4 separate regions of the Homo sapiens genome follow, and regions 1, 2 and 4 are each linked to region 3. Evidence: chromatin loops called from intact Hi-C (ENCODE). Cell type or tissue: GM12878. All regions are shown on one strand. Links, peaks and the distances in the headings refer to the core of each region. The heading gives the core; the rest is flanking DNA.

Region 1 (5,520 bases), core at 405-5,404, 76 kb before region 3:
TTCAACTCACTGATAGAACCAATTATAAAGTCAATAAAATGGACACATTTGAACAAACTTTACCAAAGAAGATACACAGATAGCCAATATATCCATGACTAGATGCTCAATATCATTCATCATTAGGGAAATGAAAATTACAACCACAATGTGATATCACTACACATCCGTTAGAACATTAGAGTGGCTAAAATTAAAAGGACCCCAAATACTAACTGTTGATGAGGATATGAAACCACTGAGATTTTCCTGCATACACCGCTTATGGGAATATAAAATTGTACAACCACTTTGGAAAACAGTTTTGGCAGTTTCTTATAAAGTTAAACATAGATTTACCATAAGATTCAGCAATTCTACTCTTAGGTGTTTATCCAAGAGAAATGAAAGCATGTGTCCACAAAAAGAGTTGTACACAAGTGTTCTTTCACTTTATTTAAAGTAACCCAAACTGGAAACAACACAAATGTCCATCAGCAGGTGAATGTATAAATAAAATGTTTAACAATGGAATACTACTTAGTACTGAAAAGGACAAACTATTTAAACATGTACCAACATAGATGAATCTCAAAATAAATGTGGTAAGTGAAAGAAGACCGAAAAAAAAGTAGGTATTGTATGATATTCAATATAAACCTCTAGAAAAGAAAAACTTAACATATATTTACAGAAAGCAGGTTCATGGTTGCCCGGGGCCAGTGATAGGGTGAGATCGGCTGGGAAGGGGCTTAAGAGAATGATCTTTTGAAGTAATGGAAATGTTCTAATCTTGACTTTAGCAGTGGTAACATGGGTGTATACTATTTGTCAAAAGTCATAGAATATACCCTTAACATGAGATATGTAAACTATCCCTCATTAAAATTGTGCTTGTATGTAGTAGTTGCTGTTTTTGAGGGGCAACATCTTGGAGTCAGTAAAGGGAAACATTATAAAGGTGTTGACAATTTCTCCATAGTATAAAGCCTGTTCCATATTGGGCACTGTGTCAGGCATTCCTGTGACTCTTGGCTGTAATACAAAGCAACTTCCCACTTAAATACTGGCTAAGACCAAGAGCCAGGGTTCCCTCCTAGAAGTCCCAAGCTGGACCCAGAGGAAGGTGCTAACATGGTGTGTTTCGGCCACAGGTCTCTTTCAGAGGACCACAAAACTCACTACCTCCCCTCTCTGAGATAATGGAGTGAGTGTGTTAGGTTGGCTCAGTGGCTCAGACTAAAGCGTCAGGGACTCTTATATTTAAAATTGATGTCACTGCTAATGTACTGCTTGAATGTATCTAAGCCCCTGCCTTTCTATTTCAATTTCCTCTGTGGTTACAGGAAACCAACTATGACAGTCCATTATACATGGAAGGCTAGTGTTGCCAGATTTTAATTTGGAGAGTACAGAACATAATTTTGACTAATTGGTCCAGTAGGAACTAGAGTAGAATCTAAACAACTCTGGAGGTCTGTGGCAATGAAACAGGGAAGGAGGGAGAGATTTAATCAACCTTCACCCAGGCAGGCTGTTGACAGATTTCTAGGCTGACTTAATCAATGTACTTATTTCTCAGGTAAGACCTCAAAACTATTTGGATCTAATTTCACTATACTTCATCCTGTTCATGATATTATGCTTTCAAAGTAACAAGCCTCGAATTCCTTTTAAGGGCACACAAAAGAGTAAAACACACTTTCTTTTTGTCCCGTCTGAAGTGGACAAATGGAGTGGGTGCATAGAAGTTGTAACTCTGAGTCCACTTAAGTTTTGCAAGTGTATAAGTCATTTTTCAGTACACAATGAAGTTAACAATTAATATCTTTGTGGTATCCAGAAACAATGTCAACCAAAATTGGAGCAATGAACCTGAGAATTGAATTCACTTGAGCTATAAATCATAAACCCATCAATCTCTAGAGCAGAAGCAAAAGTGAAGTCATTGAATATTATAATAGATTCCATATGTTGTTTTAAAGAAGGCTTAAAAATAACTAGACTTACAGGTTACCATATTTCTGTGGCAAAAATTTACATATGTGAATAAGAAGTGAAATAACTGACTGTCCAATTTTTGCTTCTGTTTTCTGCCACTTCTTTTTAGTAGTGGAATAATTATTTAGCTCTTGAAGGGCAGGGCAGAGGAAGTGTGATAGGCACTAGAGAATGTGGAGGAGCTGATAAAATAGAATATGAAGGGAGGTAGAAGAAACTGACTCTCAGCTTTGGTAGAAAAGGTAGCACAGATAAGGAAGCACAATTTCAGATAACCCTCTTGGCCTTTCCCCTGCTACCTTATTACAGAGAGTTAGTGTTTCTCCTTAAGCATTAAAGTTACAAAGCCAAATAGTAACATGGCCACAATTCTGTGAAAATTTTGAAAGGCCATGACAAAATGAAAATGAAAGCTTTGTTCTAAGTCAGACAGATCTGTTTTCAAATTTGGACCCTGCTCTGTGACCTTGGGCAATTCACTTAATTTCTCTGAGCTTCAGTTTCATCTGGATGGGGAATTAATACTTACCTCAAAGAGCTCTCAGTGTAATACACTTGTGTATTTCTCTCTTCTAACACCTATCCTGTCAGTTTGAAATATAATCTATCATTTTGAAATGTATCTCTTTCTTCTCATACGATTGTAGACTTCCCAGGAATTGAGATTAAGAACTCCCAGCTCAAGGGCCAATTAGTGGAGAACACAGGCTTAACTTATCTTTGTTTCGCCCTGCCCCATACACACCTCGCACAATAATTAGGCTATAGCTACGTAAAACTTTAGGGACTTCTTCCTTCCTGTGACAGCATGGTGCTAGGTGAGATTTAAGGAAACTACACGTCATGTCCCTGCAAATTTGCCATCTTGTTATAGTCAGTCAGATTGGCCCACTAACCCTCCAGCTAGAAAGTCAGGAATGCTAAATCTTATATTTGCATGATTGCTGTTGTGCTAAGGTGTCAGAACGCAAGATACAATCTTAGTTCAAGTTTACACTTTGGTTTATGGGAAATAGCAAGGTCAATCTGTGGCAATGAAAAAAATGGAAAGTCCTGTAAAAGTTTAAGGAGGGAAGAATAAAAGGAAGAGAAAAGAAACTGTAACCCAGTTGGAATGAAATGGTAACATGGAATGAAATGATCCTCTTTCCCCCCAGACAGATGTTGGCATGGATTTCATATGGACTCTGAAACTAAAGCCGACACCCAACCGAGTGCTCAAGCCCTACATTCCATCCACCCCTCATTTGTTAGTATCAAAATTGAGGCATTTCACAAACTTGGCTATCGAATACTGTATGTGTGTGGAAAAGGGCCAGATAAAATGGGCCAATTAGAACACAGCCACATCTGTCAAAACTCTAACCCTTAACCTTAGTGAAAATATAATCTAGGATCAAACACAGAAGCCCCGCAGATGTACACAAGTCATTTAATGCAGCCCTTGGAAAGACTGTGATGAACAGCTGGTGCTATTGTGAAGGCCTGATGAGAAAGCCAGGCTTGGTTTTGCTACGAATATTTGCAATTTTAAAGAAAAAAAATAGGTTCTAATTGAGTAACCATTGAATGTATCCCAGTAAGGTCCTTCCCATAGGCTGAGTTGAAAATACTCTGACTCCGTTGCTATGCAAAGCAGTTTCTAAACATGTTTTGAAAATCCGTTTGAAATTTGAGAGTAGAATTTGGTTCTCAAAGGCTTCATTTAGGCTTAAAACCTTTTGGTTCACTCTAAAATAATGCGAGGGTTTCATCCTTAATGGACTATCGAGGTTAAATTCAACAGCTGCTTCTCCTCTGATATATATTTATGAATGCAGGATGCATTCTATATGGTACAGTACACCCTCACAGAGCTCTGAGTAAGAGGAAAAAAACATGGAAACAAATTTTTTTTTAATGTTGGAGTGTCCTTACGGGGTTTGCTAAAGGACAAATGGGGCTCTCATTAAAAATAGGGATTGTATCTTCTTGAGTATACATGGATCGTGACCAACACAACAGTTTTTACTGAATTTACTGATAAAAATGTCACTATGTTATGTCAAGCTCAAGTCTTTGGGAGGGTTTTTCAGGATTCTGTAAGATATGGCTTTGACTTTGTATTCGCTTTTGGGCACCAGGTCATCAGGGAAAAGTCACAAGATCTATGCAAAAGGCAGCGTCAGGAAGCAGCATCTCTAGTGGTTTCCCCTTGGTTTCATTGTCCCTGTGTTCCTGTGTTCATCTGGGTTATTGAGTCTTTGATCCCACATGGGAAAGGTTTGCCATGTTGAGCCAGTAGTAGTATAACTCATTCTAACTAAGGCACATAGCTTCTGCCCTCTCCCCTGCTGGATGAGTATTGGACCAATTCCTTTGTCCTTAGCACCACTTACAAGGATTTATTTCCATTCCAGAGGATTTATTCCCATTCAGAGAAGGAACAACATAGTTAGATAGGAATAAAAATGCTACTCTGTGTATAAAGCTTCTTGCACCTAGCTAATCTAGCAAACTGGTGTTTTGGTCTTCAACACTAACTAGATCATTATTATGTGACACTAATTAAAGGGTCTTCTGTAATGGGATAAGGTGTTATCTGATCAAATGAAGGAGGAATGATATTTGGCAGTATATGGTATATGTGAAAATCATGGTGTTCTTGCTACTTAGAGACTGTGAGAAGGGATAAGGATTGGCTTAGAGCCAGCTCACTCTACATGCTCTCCCAGAAGTGTTTTCTTGAAAGAGTTTTTCCCCATTGGGACCTTCCATTTTCCTCTGGCTTAGTAAAGTGACTGTAATTAAATAGATTCAATTTCTGTTTATGGTGAAGTAAAAGATTGAGAACAGATTGCTCTTTAACCTGAAATGTGGAAGGGCTAGTCGATTCGGAAGCTAGTTAAAATGATTTTGTGTATTAACTGGTAAACTCAACAGATTTTTTCCCCTGTGAATCTAACATTTCTAGATCTTTGCATTCCTCCCGTGAGAAGTCCACCTCTGAATCCTTTCGAGAGCTCAGATTCCTAGGAACTCAGATTTTTGAACATCTACATGATGTTATTTTGTAAGTGGAACACTGACTATTAAAGGATAGCAGTGGAGTGGAGTGGTGAGGGCACAGCTCTGGGTCAGGATAACTGGAGAGAAACCCTAAGGCTTATTCCATAATCTCTCTTGATTTGAGCTTCTGAGGATAAACTGAGGCTTGTAACATGCTAGCCCAGTATCTGGTGTAGTAAATATTGAATGCACTGTGGTGGAGAGGGTTGTGTTGTCAATGTTGCTGTTGTTATTGTTGAGACCTAAAGGATTGCTATGATCTAAATCAGCTTAATTTCCTTCAACTTGATAAAAATTAGCCTGTGACTATTGAACTGGATGATGCTCTCCTAATGGTTTTTGCATTTTGCCTTCATTCAGCCAGTTAAAGCTGGTGTTTACAGAATTGTGAAACATTTGAGCCTGGGACAGTCATGTGATTTACAGTTTTGTCTTGTTTCATGCTTTCCAGCAACATAATTACTGAACTTTTTATCGTAATAAAAATATAGG
Region 2 (5,520 bases), core at 355-5,354, 120 kb before region 3:
TTAGTCTTGGGAGGGTGTATGTGTCCAGGAATTTATTCTAGATTTTCTAGTTTATTTGTGTAGAGGTGTTTATAGTATTCTCTGATGGTAGTTTGTATTTCTGTGAGATCAGTGGTGATATCCCCTTTATCATTTTCTATTGTGTCTATTTGATTCTTCTCTATTTTATTCTTTAATAGTCTGGCTAGTGGTCTATTTATTTTGTTAATCTTTTCAAAAAACCAGCTCCTGGATTCATTGATTTTTTTGAAGGGTTTTTTGTGTCTCTATCTCCTTGAGTTCTGCTCTGGTCTTAGTTATTTCTTGTTTTCTGCTAGCTTTTGAATTTGTTTGCTCCTGCTTCTCTAGTTCTTTTAATTGTGATGTTAGTGTGTCAATTTTAGATCTTTCCTGGTTTCTCCTGTGGGCATTTAGTGCTATTAATTTCCCTCTACACATTGCTTTAAATGTGTCCCAGAGATTCTGGTACGTTGTCTTGGTTCTCATTGATTTCAAAGAACATCTTTATTTCTGCCTTCATTTTGTTATTTACCCAGTAGTCATTCAGGAGCAGATTGTTCAGTTTCCTTGTAGTTGTGCGCTTTTGAGTGAGTTTCTTAATCCTGAGTTCTAATTTGATTGCACTGTGTTCTGAGAGACTGTTTTTTATGATTTCTGTTCTTTTGCATTTGCTGAGGAGTGTTTTACTTTGAATTATGTGGTCAATTTTGGAATAAGTGCGATGAGGTGCTGAGAAGAATGTATATTCTGTTGATTTGGGGTGGAGAGTTCTGTAGACGTCTATTAGATGTGCTTGGTCCAGAGCTGAGTTCAAGTCCTGAATATACTTGTTAATTTTCTGTCTCATTGATCTGTCTAAGATTGACGGTGGGGTGTTAAGTTCTCCCACTATTATTGTGTGGGAGTCTAAGTTTCTTTTGTAGGTCTCTGGTAACTTTCTTTATAAATCTAGGTGCTCTTGTATTGGGTGCGTATATATTTAGGATAGTTAGCTCTTCTTGTTGCATTGATCCCTTTATTATAATGTAATGCCCTTCTTTGTCTTTGTTGATCTTTGTTGGTTTAAAGTCTGTTTTATCAGAGACGAGGATTGCAACCCCTTCTTTTTTTTTTTGCTTTCCATTTGCTTGGTATATATTTCTCCATCCCTTTATTTTGAGCCTATGTGTGTTTCTGCATGTGAGATGGGTCTCTTGAATACAGCACACTGATGGGTCTTGACTCTATCCAATTTGCCAGTCTGTGTCTTTTAATTGGGGCATTTAGCCCATTTACATTTACGGTTAATATTGTTATGTGTGAATTTGATTCTGTCATAATGATGCTAGGTGGTTATTTTGCCCATTAGTTGATGCAGTTTCTTCATAGTGTTGATGGTCTTTACAATTTGGTATGTTTTTGCAGTGGGAGGTACCAGTTTTTCCATATTTAGTGCTTCCTTCAGGAGCTCTTGTAAGGGAGGCCTGGTGGTGACAAAATCTCTCAGCATTTGATTGTCTGTAAAGGATTTTATTTCTCCTTTGCTTATGAAGCTTAGTTTGGCTGGATATGAAATTCTGGGTTGAAAATTCTTTTCTTTAAGAATGTTGAATATTGGTCCCCACTCTTTTCTGGCTTGTAGAGTTTCACCCAAGAGATCCACTGTTAGTCTGATGGGCTTCCCTTTGTGGGTAACCCGACCTTTCTTTCTGGTTGCCCTTAAAAATTTTTCCTTTGTTTCAACCTTGGTGAATGTGACGATTATGTGTCTTGGGGTTGCTCTTCTCGAGGAGTGTCTTTGTGGTGTTCTCTGTATTTCCTGAGTTTGAATGTTAGCCTGTCTTGCTAGTTTGGGGAAGTTCTCCTGGCTAATATCCTGAAGAGTGTTTTCCAACTTGATTCCATTCTCCCTGTCACTTTCAGGTACACCAATCAAATGTAGGTTTGGTCTTTTCACATAGTCCCATATTTCTTGGAGGCTTTGTCTGTTCCTTTTCATTCTGTTTTCTCTAATCTTGTCTTCACACTTTATTTCATTAAGTTGATCTTCACTCTCTGATATCCTTTCTTCCGCTTGTTCAATTTGGCTATTGATACTTGTGTATGCTTCACAAAGTTCTCGTGCTGTGTTTTTCAGCTCCATCAGGTCATTTATGTTCTTCTCTAAACTGGTTATTCTAGTTAGCAATTCCTCTAACCTTTTTTCAAGGTTCTTAGCTTCCTTGCATTGGATTAGAACATGTTCCTTTAGCTTGGAGGAGTTTGTTATTACCCACCTTCTGAAGCCTACTTCTGTCAATTCATTAAACTCATTCTCCATCCAGTTTTGTTCCCTTGCTGGCGAGGAGTTGTGATCCTCTGGAGGAGAAGAGGCATTCTGGTTTTTGGAACTTTTAGCCTTTTTGTGCTGGTTTTTCCTCATCTTCATGGATTTATCCAGCTTTGGTCTTTGATGCTGGTGACTTTGGATGGGGTTTTTGTGTGGATGACCTTTTTGTTGATGTTTATGCTATTCCTTTCTGTTTGTTAGTTTTCCTTCTAACAGGCCTCTGTGCTGCCCCTCCTTCCACCAAGCTCGAGCGTCCCAGGTCGACTCCAGACTGCTGTGCTGGCAGCAAGAATTTTATGCCAGTGGATCTTAGCTTTCTGGGCTTCATGGGGGTGGGATCCACTGAGCTAGACCATTTGCCTCCCTGGCTTCAGCCCCCTTTCCAGGGGAGTGAACCGTTCTGTCTCACTGGTGTTCCAGGCGCCACTGGGGTATGAAAAAAACTTCTGCAGCTAGCTTGGTGTCTGCTCAAATGGCTGCCCAGTTTTGTGCTTGAAACCCAGGGCCCTGGTGGTGTAGGGACCCGAGGGAATCTCCTGGTCTGTGGGTTCCGAAGACCATGGGAAAAGCGTAGTGTCTGGGCCAGAGTGCACTGTCCCTCATGGCACAGTCCCTCACAGCTTCCCTTGGCTAGGGGAAGGAGTTCCCTGATCACTTGTGCTTCCTGGTTGAGAGGACGCCCCCACCCTGCTTCGGCTCACCCTCCATGGGCTGCACCCACTGTCTAACCAGTCCCAGTGAGATGAGCTAGGTATCTCAGTTGGAAATGCAGAAAATCACCCGCCTTCTGCGTTGATCTTGCTGGAAGCTACAGACCAGAGCTGTTTTTATTTGGCCATCTTCTATTTACATTTATTTTTATATGTAGTTATATATTTAAAACTTTATCTTGACCACTTGATTTAGAGTAATGGAAATTGGAGAAATGTATACAGTACAGAACATTCTACATTGGCTTTTTTTTTCCTATTTAAAATGCTTAAACGTTCTTTAACTCAAGAACTTTAATTTTGCTAATAACAAAGATTCTTAAGCTTAGTGTGAAACATGGAAAGGAAACGCCAGCAGCCTGGTTATGAATAGGATCAGCAGTGCCATCTTGTGGTAAATACCTTGAATTACAATTAGAGGCACCCGCATGGGATCTGGGAGACTAAGAAATTCTACTCTATGCTCAGTGATTTACATAGAATGTAAAAGGTATTTCTCACCATTTTAAGACTTTGGGTTTATATAATCAGAGGAGGTTCTTCCTTTACAAATGTGGCAAAGACTACAGTTTTCTACAAGACCTTTTAATGTTGAGCTTTTAATGTTACATACAATTACATTAAATGTTACTGTATGTAATATTAAAAACTACAGTTATAATTTCAAAAAGATTATAGTACATGAAACATTTTCTCTAGCAGCAGCTCTAATGTGTAATAAAACCTAGTATTATAGGTTAAATTGGATATATCTATAACATAATAAGGTAAGCAGCTATAGATAAGTCAAAGCATGGCAAGTATATGATCAGATAATAATCCTGTTTCCTTCAGACCTAACATGTGGTAATACAGTAATTTTGTGTTCTTTAGCTTGTCTGCTGCTTTTGAAAATTCTTTTCAACAGTTAACAAATATTGATGAATCCAACTGGAAAAAATAATGTTTACCTATTCATTAGTTCCAAGTCTGTGATAGTTAAATACGTGGGACCATTGTAGTTTCTAGAATAATTACATTTAAAATCCCCAGCACCTTGCAAAAATATTTATTCAATTCATATTTTGCTTTTTACGTTATCAACACATATTAGTTTAGAGAGTTTAGCACAAATCACTAACTAGACCAGTATTAGTAATCCATTGGTAATTCCAAGTCTCACACTGGATCATCTTGAAAATAGTTCATGGGTTACTATTTTTTTCATTAGTTATATATGTCATGCCGAATCAACATTATTTTCAGAAGTCATTCCTCTTTATTTTATTGCCCTTTTGTGTCACTTTCTTTTTCAAATTATAAAAGTAATATATGTTCATGATGCAAGTTCAGATATTAAAGTAATCATTCCTGATAAACTTAACCCCTGGAAATAATCACCATTTACAGTCTGGTGTATTATTTTCAGTTGCTGCATTTATTAATAAAAATATTTTCTCTTTTCAGTTGGTCAGAGGTAGGGGCACCCCATCTTCATTTCCCTCAGTGGCACTTTCTTCCAGAAAATTTGCTGACAATATGTTTTTTTTGTCTGCTAAGATAACTGGGAATTTCATTACCCTGATAGGAAATTTTGATTTTTATTCCTAGTTTTGCTGTTTCTCACTTCCTGCAGTGTTGGATTTATTGGGCACTGGATGACAACACTCTGTAGTGCTATACAGATTTCCTAGCATGTTCAGATATACATTAACCATGCATAGAAAGGTTGTAGAAAGCTTAATGACTTTGCCCAAGTTAGCTAACATGTGACTAGCCACGATTTAAATCCCTTCTGATTATACCTGTACCTAGGTGAATTCTTCTGGTCCCATGACTTTAAATACCATCTGTATTTGAGATGACTCTCAAATTTGTATCTTTAGCCCTGCCTTCCCCCCTGAGCATCAGACTTGTATATGCAATTTAAAAAAATACATCTCCGCCTCAGTGCCATCTCAAACCTTGACTTGGCAATAAAGAGAATGCTTGATGTCCTCACCGCTACCTTTTTTCTCCCAAAGACTTCTCCATTTTAGCTATTGGCATCATTAGCTATCCATTTGCCTAAGCACAAACCTTGGAATAACCTTTGGTTTTTCTCTTCTTCAAGCGTGACATCAATCCATCAGCACATGCTGATTCTAACTACGTTTCCCTAACATAAGTTCATCTCTTACCTAGGCTAACATAATCACATCCCAATTGGTTTTCCTGCTTCCCCTCTGTCTGTCATCACCATTATGTGCTATTCTATTACCTTTTTATTTTTTTCATTATATTTAACAATATCTGGTATTATTGGCTTTTGGATCTATTGTCTGTCTTACTTTCCTTCTAGAATGTAAGCTCTGCAAGGCAGAAACTTTTATCTTGTCACCACTGAATCCCCAAGACCTAGAACACTGCTGGCAGGTAGGTTTCGTGTTGAACCTGTAAACAAACAAATTAATTAATAGAAGAAGTCTGGTGCTTGTTCAGTAGTTGGGAATTCAGGAAAATTATTCCTTTGCTGGTTTTCTC
Region 3 (5,520 bases), core at 313-5,312:
CTCTGCGTGTCTTCTCCCTTTCAACCGTACCTACTTTCTCAGCAATTGCCTGTGGTGTGTCTGGGGCAGATGCATGTCAGGAGGGGAGAACTTTGAAGGAAAAAGAACTGTTAGTGTGGGTGAACCGCGGAGCGCTTCTGCGTCCCAGCGGCTCTTTAACACAAACCTCAGGTTTAGCTGGGGACATGGAAATCCAGGGGGTCGCTGCACAGATTTTAGTAGAAGCTGCCTGATGATGTGTTGCTTTTTCTGCACTTGCCAGATTATTTTACGGAAATAAAAACTTTCCACCCCCGCTAACTTTGTGGGCTCCAAAACAATGAGGAGAAAAGACAAGCAAACCACTTCACTTCCAAAGGAGTGAGGACTCTTGGCGTTTTAAACACTTGTTTGTGTCTGAGTTTAAAATCTGGTTTCTTCAATGACCGAGCCACTCTAAAAAGTACAGACTTATTCTTTTCTTTTTTTCTTTTTCTTTTTCTTTTCTTTTCTTTTTTTTTTTTTTTTTTTTTTTTTTTTTTTTTTTTTTTTACAAAGAATTATTTTTCCTTTCACTTAAGGGGGACAAGTTAATCAGGACTAATCTAGTTTCTTTGTAAAGAAAAAGAAAGACTTCAAAACAAAACTATTTAAGATATGTGAGCAAGTCTAGGAGAAATAACTAAATGGAAAAGTCAGGGGATCCTGATACCACAGGAAGGGACTGCAAGCCAAGAAAATCTCAGCATTCCCTCTATCAAAATGTGTCTTGTATTGCGGATTGTAATATTTATTTTGAACAGCCCATCTTGTGCCCTGAGTGCTGTTGTAAGCAGCAAGGCAGCTGGGATAGATTGTGGTTAGCAGAGAGGAAAAAAATACTCTTTTTCTTTCTCTTTATCCCGTCCCTGGCAGAGCTCGATTCAGGACTGGGGTGAAGAGGTAGAGGAAGGAGCTGTTTACCATGTCACCCTCAAAAGAGTCCAGATTCAACAGGCTGCCAATAAAGGAGCAAGATGGCTAGGGGTGAGTAAAGCTGGCGAGATGGTGAACTTTGGAATTTCAGTGTCTGTCGTTCTGTGAATATCATTATTATTTAACAGAGGCAGGCTTTTTTTTTTTTCCTCTTTTCGCTTTAAAAAGGAAAATGCTAATGACCAAGTGTTTGCACTAGCTGAACAGGTCTCTTTTTGTATTTAATGTTTTCAAAAGCATCTTCCCTAGGTTTGTCAATAATTCAGAACCTCTTAGAAACATCTTGAGGTCTTTGGCAAATAGATTGGGGGTGGAGTGGCAGAAAATGACACACAGAATACAGGCCCAGAGAGCAGCACTCTCTTAGACAAGAGCCATAAGCAGCTTTGCCCAGAAGCCACCCTTGTCTCTCTCTGCCCTCCCCCAATTGATGCTGTCAGCGTCTGCCTTGCTCCTATATCTCTAGGAGGTACCCAGATTGCTCAGGAGACAGAGCATTCCAAGTCTGCATCCTTTGAGGGGTGGTAGATTTCCTATTGTGATCTCTTTTCTATATCTTGGGAGGAGGCAAATGGATGCTTAGTACCCACTACTTTGTGTGTAGAGTGGTGGGCCTTTGGAAAAATGCTGCTTCTGTAAACAGGACTCTTTTCCACTGAGATTGTAAAATATTGGGTGAGGTCATGCAAGTTTGTAGGTATCACCTAGTAGATCCTTCAACACATCCCAAATAAAGCGAATATGAGAAATGGAAAGCTCAGCGACAGGATCACTACTTGGGCAAATGTCAAACATGTGGAAGAATGAAGGGATTCTTGATCTGGAAGGAGAAGTAGTTCTCAGACCAGGCGGTGAGAGGCGACCCAAAAAGCCTTGAGAAAGAAAATAATGGTTGGCTGAATAGAGGGGGTGGAGTGTGATTTCACCTGGCTGGCCTTATTTTAGCCGATGGGCTTCAGAGTGTTGAAGATTTATGCACTTGCATCCCATCTTTAGCGGCTTGGAGTCTCTGAAAATTCAGAATATTTTGAGCAGCATTCAAAGGTGGAGTGTGAAGGAGGATAGGACACAAAATTGCACAGGGCCTCCTGTTAAGAGTAGTGGTAACGTGTGACTTGTAACTCCAGGGAGTTTAAGGCAGGATGGTGGCCCATGGCCGGCAGCAATCACTTCCTCTGCCATGAGTCTGCTGACACAGGCATTCATTGCTTTGGGCTTCCCCAGCTGCTTCAGCTCAGGCCTTTCCTGCTACTGTACTTTGGGCCAAGGTATCACCCATGAGGGCCAGAAATTGTTAATGACATCTGCAGGTGTGGTCTGGAAAGATAGGAGCTTTCCAGTGAGAACTAGAGGTCTTCACTTACCAAGTACCTACCTTACTCAGAATATGATTTTAAAATTAATTATGTATATCACTAGCAGACCTGATAGGGAAAGCAGAACTAGAGTTCTGACAAGTCATCACTTTGTTTTTGGTGGTTGTGTGTATGTATTTTATTTAAATGTGGCGTCCATGTGGTTTGGCCTCTAGCTATTTCAGAATGATTCACAACTTCTGAACCAGTTGTCTTCAAAAGGGTCATTACATTTTTTTGGTATCAGGTTATTCCTCTCTTTCTAATGAGACTGACTTTGCTTGGGTGACTGTTTTAGTTTTCAGCCATATACAACATTAGTTATGAGTAAGTCATTGGAAATGGAGGGGTTCACTCTGTAGGCCCCACATCTACAAACTGTCATGTATTTAGATGCTCAGAGTTATTTAGTAATCCCCACTGACTGTTCTCTTCACTAGACTTCACTTCTTTTCTTCTCTCTCCCTTCTCTCAGTGTTCTCAAATTTATACAGAGTTCAGAGTTAATTCACCCTGGATTCAACAGTAGATATGAAATACTGAGAAGGAGGATAATGTGAAAAGATTGGCTCTAGTTGATGGAGGAATCTGTCCCCCTCGCCCCCATTTCAACAAAGTGTGATTTACTGCTACCAGCCTACTCCTTTATTGCAAGTTCCTAGGGGCTCTCCAGCTCTAATCTACGTGTTTTCTTGTCTTAGGTGTCCTGTTGGGAAGTTCTGTTTTTGTCCTTGAAAATTCCAGACTTAATTAAATGTGACTCAACCCATTGAGCCATAGCAATTACAAACCTTTCTCTTTAGAACTGAGTGGCTTCCCCATGTTTGTTTTCCTGTATTCCAGTACCCTTTCAAAATTCTTCAAAGTAACTAGTTTCAGAGTTACTAGAGAGTGGGGTCAGGTGAGGAAATTATTGCAATATGACAACAACCTTCTGAGGAAGGTGGTGTTGTGATGATCTCTCTCTCTCTCTTTTTTTTTTTTTTAACATGAGGAGACTAATGCCCAGAGAGGTTAAATTGTTTGCCAGGGTCACACAGCTATGAAGTGGTAAACACCAGATTCAAATCCAGATGGTTGGCTCTTTGTTGTGAAGAATTTCCTGGGACCTTAAGGCTGTTTCCATAGTAGTAGAAAAGAACATTGGCTCAAAAGACTGAGGATGCTTTGGGTGTGCTTTTCCCTAATGTTGCAAGACTGGAGAGATGTAACTTTCTTTTCTTCATGTCTAGAATGATAACTTGAGCTGCAAATTGAGATATTTGTTGCGAAGCTATGATCTCACTGATAAACTCCCCATTTTGGAGGTTTAAAGCAGGGTGCATTGAAGATATGAAGATACGTATGAGGTTATGTAGCATGTGAGGATAGGCATAGCTTTGTTACGTGTCTGTAATGCTTATTCCAGATGCCTAAAAGATGGAACATAATTTTTGTATTTTCTAGTATTCAGATCTCAAAACATAATTAAGATTCAATTTTGGGGAGGAGAGCAAAATAATTACATATCCTCAGATGTGAAGTATTATACAGTCCAAAACATTTAGGTCATTCTTTTTTATTTTGTCTGTTAAATTCTGTGTTCAGTTGATCTTTTAAAGTAAAACTCTGTGTTTGGAAAACTACAACCAAGTATGTCCCAGGCCCAGTTTACTTGTACGTGCAGCTGCATCCTTGCCCATTGACGGTGAGATTATATTGGCAACTTTGAAAAACCAAATATTATTGAAATACTGACCCATTTTCCCTTTACAATAACATCTTTGGCTGGGATAATTTTACCCACCTATAATTCTCGAAGAAAAATGACTTCAATTATGTCACAAAATTTAAAAAATCTTAGGATTGGAAGAGACATTAAAGAGCAATTCCGAGCCTAGCACAGTGGCTCATTCTTGTAATCCCAGCACTTTGAGAGGCCAAGGCAGGCTAATTTGCTTGAGGCTGGGAGCTCAAGACCAGCCTGGGCAACATAGCAAGACCCTGTCTCTACTAAAAATAAAAATAAAATTAAAAAATTAGCTGAGTGTGGTGGTGTGTGCCTGTAGTCCCAGCTACTTGGGAGGCTGAGGTGGGAGGATCGCGTGAGCCAGGGTGGTCAAGGCTGTAGCGAGCCATGATTGCACCACTGCACTCTAGCCTGAGTGAGAGAGTGAGACTCTGTCTCTTAAAAAAAGAAGTAATTTCACCCAGACATTCACTTATCTTGTGATTTTTGGAAGAGCAAAGTGTCAAAACTTGTTATTTGTCTTTGGTCCCAGTGTTGTGGTTGTATATGGACAGTGAATAATATAGAAAAGAGTTAAGAAAATATCAGTATCCTCTGGAAGCAGGAAGTGTAACATTTCAGGATGAATACTCAAAGGGACAGAGGAAAAGAATTCAACTGTTTGGGAAGGGCTTTGGTGTCAGAAGTTCATGCTGTTGTCTTCAGAATATGACAGACTCAGGGTCCAAAAAACATGTCAGCCTAAGATAAGTTCCAAGTGAGGATATTTTTTTTACAAGCAAGATTGTGAGTGCTAGGTCACTTCTGCAAAATTTGTGGGCAGTGGAATGATCAGTGGTTAGTCACGTGGCTCTTCTTAGTCCTGTACTTCTGTGGTCATGCAGTCCTTGTGGTGGGGCACTGAGGCCTTTCTGCCCTGTGTCCAGTGTTTGTCACACCGTTTCCCACATAGGCTCTTGATAAATGTTTGTGGGACTGAGTTGAAATGCAAGATAGATGGGAGTCTGGTAAAGAGAGGGAAATAGAATGGAGAAAGTTGAATATATGTAGAAATAAAAGAACCTAGAAACATTAGGTCATAGAACGTGGCATTTGGGCAAATTGTGGCCAATCATGGGTTATGTGGGGACTGTGGTAAGATAACCATTTGTCACATCTGGATTGAGAAGTTGACTCTCACTTGGATGTTCTATTTAGATTGACTCTACCTGGCATTTTCATGGTGTTGCTATCCATGTTGCCTTCAAATGGCATACAGTTCCTGGAGTTTTCAGCTAATTTCACTTCTGGGAGCCTTCTCTAATCCCCCAGCTCTGGATGAGGCGTCCCTTCTGTGTGCTCCAGAGGCATTCTGCGTCTCACTGTTGTGCATTTACCTCACTCTGTTGTAATTGCCTGTTTACTTGTTTGTTATCTTCCATTAGACTGTAAGCTTGCAACCATGGCCATCTAGTTGGCAGAAACTCAATACATGTTTGTTGA
Region 4 (5,520 bases), core at 259-5,258, 90 kb after region 3:
CTCCAAAACATGCTAAACTCAAAGTTAGAGCAAGAGTCTGTTACAACTGTGACAGTTCTGAGCTATAATTGCTGGTAGCTACTGAGCTTAAGTTAACCAACATTTATGGAGATGGATCCAGAGTCCAGTAGACAAGTTCCATCTAGACCTAGTAGAAGAGGGCCCTCTGAAGCCCAAGAACAGCATGGATGAGGGTAGCTGAACTCTGCTAAAGATGGTTATAAAGAAAAGGTGAGACTTAAGCAAGCCATTTGCACTAAGAGACGGAGAGGGAAGAGAAGGGCAGAGGGGGAGATAAAAGGAGAGAGAGAGGGAGAAGGAGATTGATGGAGGAAGAGGGAGATTTGGCATTTATCCAAACATAGGTGATGATTAAAATCATGAGATTGGATAGTATTTCCAAAGACATGAGTACAGCAGAAAACAAGAGGATAACTTTGACAAAAAGAAGAATCACTAAGAGAATATGAGAACAGCAGAGGAGGCAGGGGGAGAGAATGAGTGATACAGTCACAAAAACCTATGAAAACTTTCAAGAAGGTTCAAGGGATTGGTGTTGTGCGACATTGCAGAGTAGGAGATTTGGGGCTGAGGAAGGAAAAACTGAAACTGCTGGATGTGGCAGGTAAGTGGATTTTCAGTTGACACCTCATTTGGAATAATAGGGACTCGTCGGTCTTTTTAGATCTCTAGCAGGGATGGAATCTCATTCTCATGAAATCATAAAGTCATGGAATCAACAAGTCTTGTAGCTCCCCATCTCAGGCGTTTCTCTCTCCTATCTAATGAGGAGGTTGTCTTAAGTGCTCTTTTGAGATCCCTTTCACCTCTGTTATTCTGTGATTCTTAGGAGCCTTTGAACTTTTCAGAAATTCTCTTTAGGAATTTTAGCCATGTCTACAATAACTTATGATACATTATTCCTCTGCCCATAACTGACATACTGGAGGGAGACCAGAAGGACCTACACACCGGAAAGAGGTGGGCACTCTTATTCAAGTCAGACATAATTGATTTCTCACTCTAAGCAAATTCTCAAGAATTTCGGAGGACTCACAACTATCTAGCACAGGAAAGGCGCATATTAGGCTGCTTTCTTTTTTTTAGAGGTGGGGTCTCACTATGTTGCTCAAGTTGGACTTGAACTCCTGGGCTCAAGCGACCCTCCTGCCTCAGCCTTCTGAGTAGCTAGGATTACAGGCGCATGCCGCCATGTCCAGTATAGGCTATTTTCATTCATCCCTGTGAAAAACTATGAATGGGAGATCATTAAATAGTGGCTCTCTTTATTATCATTTGTGATGGGAAGAACTTAAATAGGTAATGAGTCACTGTGGGTTCTGTCCCAGTAGTGTACCTGGGACCTGAGTTAAGGCTGAGAGATGGAACATGTTGATGCTCTATCACTATCAGCAAGGCCAAGCCACTGAAAAAAACCCTTTTGTGGTTGTACAGTAGTGGAAGGTCACGTGCTATGGTAATACATAAATCTCAGGAAAAGTGACTAAGGAAAAACTAGTGTAGAAGTTATATACTACTGAATTGTGCAATTTACCCCCCCATTCATGCAGTTCCTGGAAAATGAGAACTTAACAAGACCCCAAAACCGCAAAAGCACTTAATGTTCAGTCAGCAAACTCATGATTACTCATTATATAGAAGAGTTTGTTGTTACAATAGACAGGAGGAGAGAAAGGGTAGCCATGTGTCCTCAGGCACCAGGAGGAAGGATTGATTTGTAAGAGTTCCAAACCTGAGAGGCAATTTAGAAGAACTGACTGGGGGCTGGGGATGTGTGAAAGTTCGACTTTTATGGATTGGTCATGTAGTACAATATTGGACTTCCTCAGAAAACTTCCGGTGCAAAAGTTTCATTTAGCTAAGAAATGCTACAGAAGTAGTCCCTTTCTTTCACAGAATGCTGGCACATCCATTTCAGGCCAAGATCGAGAAATCACAAAATGTACTGAGGAAGTCGATCTTTGTTTTCAGGATATCTGATTACTTTGAGTTTAATTTGGGATCTGTAAAAATGTCTTCATTTATGAGAATTGCCTGGCTTGTATTGATGATTGCTTTCATAACCAAATCAGGTGATCTTCTTACAAAGTAAGGGGAAGGCCAGGTGTGGTGGCTGGCTCATGCCTGTAATCCCAGCACTTGGGGAAGCTGAGGCAGGTGGATGATCTGAGATCAGGAGTTCAAGACCAGCCTGGCCAACATGGCGAAACCCCATCTCTACTAAAAACAAAAAATAAAATAAAATATAAAAATTAGCCAGGTGGTGGCGCATTCCTCTAATCCCAGCTACTCGGGAGGCTGAGGCAGGAGAATCACTTGAACCTGGGAGGCAGAGGTTGCAGTGAGCTGAGATTGCGCCACTGCACTCCAGCCTTCCCAGCAGAGTGAGACTTCGTCTCAAAAAAAAAAAAAACAAAGTTGGGGGAAGAACAAGAAAATCCAAGTCCACCAGCCTCGTTATAAATAGGCAACTTGCAACAAGCCAGCCAAGTATTTGCATAATATACATCGTGAGAGCCTGCTGGAGGCCTCTTCATTTTGCATGGTGTTCCGAGCGAGAGTTATGCAGGGTTGTGTGCGAGAAACTAGATGCCTCTTTACTTCTTACCATTGTGGCATCCTGTATCAATTCCCTCTGTGTGCATTTCTGTTTCTCAGGAAGGAACCTCAAAATTTGCAAACCTGGACAGCAGTGTGAAAGAAAACCAGAAGCGTACCCAGAGGCGGCTGCAGCTCCAGAAGGACATGGTATGTCTGGCCCTCGTCTTCCCTGACAGCTCACAGAGGAGAAGGGCCGTGTGCGTCTGGGCTCCCACATGGCACTGGCACCTTCAGTCAACAGGGCACCCAGGCTTTCAGAAAGGGTCTCCCATTCTCTACCCCATTTGTTCTCAGCAGCCCTGGGAGGTCTATAGGAGAGAGATGATTACCCTCATTCAACTAGTAGGAAGTAAGCACTGGGTGGCAAATCCTGTTTTCTGGCAAAGTTGTTTTCTGAAGGTGAGGGGGAGTCTACAGCAGGTCGACTTCCTCCCTCTTGCAGTCTCTTCCGCCCCCTCCTGCACTTAGAAGCTGCTCCACCTTGGCCTGAGGGCCTCCTGAGCTTCCTACTGTAGTCAGCTTCTGATACATGGTGACCAAGGAGAAAGAGTGTCTTCTCCACAGGGCCCTGGTCCTTGTACTCAGAGATCTTTTCATTTGTTCTAATCTAGCCATTGCCCAGCTCTCCTTACTAATCCCAAGGCTAACCAAATCTTTATAGTTTTTCAATATTTAAAGGAGCATCATGCCTCCCTCCTGAAGACTGAAAGATAGGTATTATCAACTTTAGCTTCATTTTAAACTTCTGACTGTTAGCATAAAGTGTGGAAGACCAGAGGGAGGAGATTAGAGACTGACAAACTCTAAATATTCTGCTTTAAGAGGGTTTTCTCTTTCTTTGGAAAGCTCAACGTAAGTAAGAAATGTTTTTGAATGATAGGACTCTTCCGCAACATGAAGCCTATAAAACATTCACAGTGTTACAAACTTTTTTGGTTGTTCAAAGACAAGCTAAAAATAGCTGTTACCAAAAAAATAGATTATTTTAGTACAGGATGAGACCTTGTACACAGAATGGGAAGGACACACTGCAGCTGACAGTGAGTTCCTGAAGGACAAAACCCTCCTTGGTATGAACCTCACAAAGCAGTTCTGGCTGAGGAAGCAGCCAGCCTCATGTCAAGCAGCCTGGCTTTACCCTGTTTGAGGCTTTGTGTTCTGCCAAAATTTCCAGAATTGGCTTGATGAGATTTAGGATAAGGGATCCATGGGGACCGCTTTTTACTTTTCCTTTAGGATGTTTAGTGCCTTGGTGGCTTACTGAAGAAGAGAGATGATTTTAAAGGAGATTTAGTGAAATGAATATAGTGTATCCCTGCAGTTGTAGGTAGAAGTGCCTCCACCTTCATTTCCAACTTTTTATTCTGGAATAAGTTTAGATTTACAGAAAAGCTGCAAAGCTAGAAGTGCAGTTTCCCTCATTGTTAACATCTTCTAAAACCATAGCACATTTGTCAATACTAAGAAACTGACACTGGCATAATACTATTAACTAAAATCTAGACTTTGTTTGGATTTCACCAGTTTTCCACTAGTATCTTCTTATCTGTTCCAGGACCCAATCCGGCATACCAACTGCATTTTGTTGTCTGTCACCCCTGTCTCTTCAGGTCTACGACAGTGTTTTCTTGACTGTTTTTTATGACCTTGGTTGTCTTAAGGGGTCTATCCAGGTATTCTGTAGAATGTTCCACAGTTTGAGGTTGTCTGCTGTTTTCTAGTGATTAGACTGAGCTTCTGGATTTTTAGAAAGAATATCACAGAGTAAAGTGCCCTTCTCATCACATCACATCAAGGAGTGAATGAATGGTTTCAGCGTGACATCTGGTGTCATGTTGATGGTGACACGAATGATGTTGATCTTTATTACTTGGTTAAGGAAGAGTTTGCCAGGTTCTTCCTCAGAAGTTACTGTTTTTCTCTTTCCCTCCTCTATTATTTGAGAGTTAGTCACCAAGTCTAGCCCAAGGGGTTATATTAATAGTGATGCCCCATGCTTTTGTGGTACATACTTCTCTGTGTACAACAGCCAATGGTGAGGCAATGACTATCCAGTGCCATCCCCAACTACCAGGAATGTCCCCATGCTCTGAAAGAGAACAGACATCCTTCTCACTTGAGCCAAAGCAAAACATAAACCCCACAGTCAACACTTTTGAACAGATGTGTATGATCTCCTGGCTTTGAGGCTTGGTTTTCATGATTTCACAAGTTAGATATTAGATCATGGAGTTTCTATCCTATTTGTGTAGAAATTTAAAAAATGTTATTCATGGAGGTTAGCACCACTGGCCCGCAGTTAGGCCTTGAATACATCCATTTGCTCCAGCTTGAAGATTCCTAAAACCCCTCAACTTTTCAATGACAATAAAGACAGTTTTGCTTTGGATGCTCTTCAGGGTGTGATGCAGGGAACTGTGCCCTACCTGGGCACCTTCCTGACTGACCTGACCATGCTTGACACTGCCCTTCAGGACTACATCGAGGTGAGTTCCATGTGGGTGGTGTGATCGGGCCTGCAGCCTTCCCACTGGATACCCTAAAGAGTAGTTAACTTCTCTTAGTATCTTTTGAAGGTCCAAAAGTACATGGCATTGTGCTAGCTGTTAGGAGGAATACAAAGAATAACACCAAAGACTAACACCAGAAGTGGCTCAAAATCCAGTGGAAGTAATTAATATATCAAAATAAGCAGTGAACGATAGTAATAATCGAAATTCAAACAAATGCATTGAGAGAACATGGGAGATGACAATTATTATTATTTTTTTGAGATGGAGTTTTGCTCTTGTTGTCCAAGCTGGAGTGCAATGGCACGATCTTGGCTCACTGCAATCTCTGCCTCTCGGGTTCAAGCAATTCTCCTGCCTCAGCCTCCCAAGTAGCTGGGATTACAGG

The links. Hi-C counts contacts between places; a loop is a spot of excess contacts. Peaks named below come from ENCODE experiments on the same cell type or tissue, not always from the same donor. Only the 100,000 strongest peaks of a DNase experiment are listed, where the experiment ranks them.
Region 1: it touches region 3 in a loop (2.2-fold over the local background); 7 of 110 quality-filtered maps call a loop at or near these places.
Region 2: a loop joins it to region 3, with 2.7 times the contacts of the local background. A loop is called at or near these places in 7 of 110 quality-filtered maps.
Region 4: a loop joins it to region 3, with 3 times the contacts of the local background. A loop is called at or near these places in 18 of 110 quality-filtered maps.

What each region holds. Positions count from the first base shown.
Region 1 is chr1:183,729,258-183,734,777 of GRCh38, forward strand. It overlaps a transcript of RGL1 not described here. Among named protein-coding and RNA genes, the nearest start is that of RGL1, 73 kb to the right of the region's middle. In GM12878, for the core only: no CTCF peak of the experiment used is centred there; no DNase peak of the experiment used is centred there; H3K4me3 peaks cover 382 bases; H3K27ac peaks cover 695 bases.
Region 2 is chr1:183,681,894-183,687,413 of GRCh38, forward strand. It overlaps a transcript of RGL1 not described here. Among named protein-coding and RNA genes, the nearest start is that of APOBEC4, 31 kb to the left of the region's middle. RefSeq lists an enhancer at 2,303-2,804. In GM12878, for the core only: a CTCF peak has its summit at 3,404 (motif pointing left); a DNase peak (open chromatin) is centred at 3,328.
Region 3 is chr1:183,805,481-183,811,000 of GRCh38, forward strand. RGL1 (ral guanine nucleotide dissociation stimulator like 1) reads left to right here. Exons shown (of 18, transcript NM_001297671.3): 2 at 895-1,005. Among named protein-coding and RNA genes, the nearest start is that of RGL1, 3.1 kb to the left of the region's middle. RefSeq lists enhancers at 1,260-1,319, 2,063-2,112. In GM12878, for the core only: no CTCF peak of the experiment used is centred there; DNase peaks (open chromatin) are centred at 2,471 and 4,891; H3K4me3 peaks cover 4,906 bases; H3K27ac peaks cover 4,029 bases.
Region 4 is chr1:183,895,129-183,900,648 of GRCh38, forward strand. RGL1 (ral guanine nucleotide dissociation stimulator like 1) reads left to right here. Exons shown (of 18, transcript NM_001297671.3): 10 at 2,680-2,769; 11 at 5,022-5,108. Among named protein-coding and RNA genes, the nearest start is that of RGL1, 93 kb to the left of the region's middle. RefSeq lists an enhancer at 2,994-3,153. In GM12878, for the core only: a CTCF peak has its summit at 3,072 (motif pointing left); a DNase peak (open chromatin) is centred at 2,563; H3K4me3 peaks cover 1,089 bases; H3K27ac peaks cover 4,850 bases.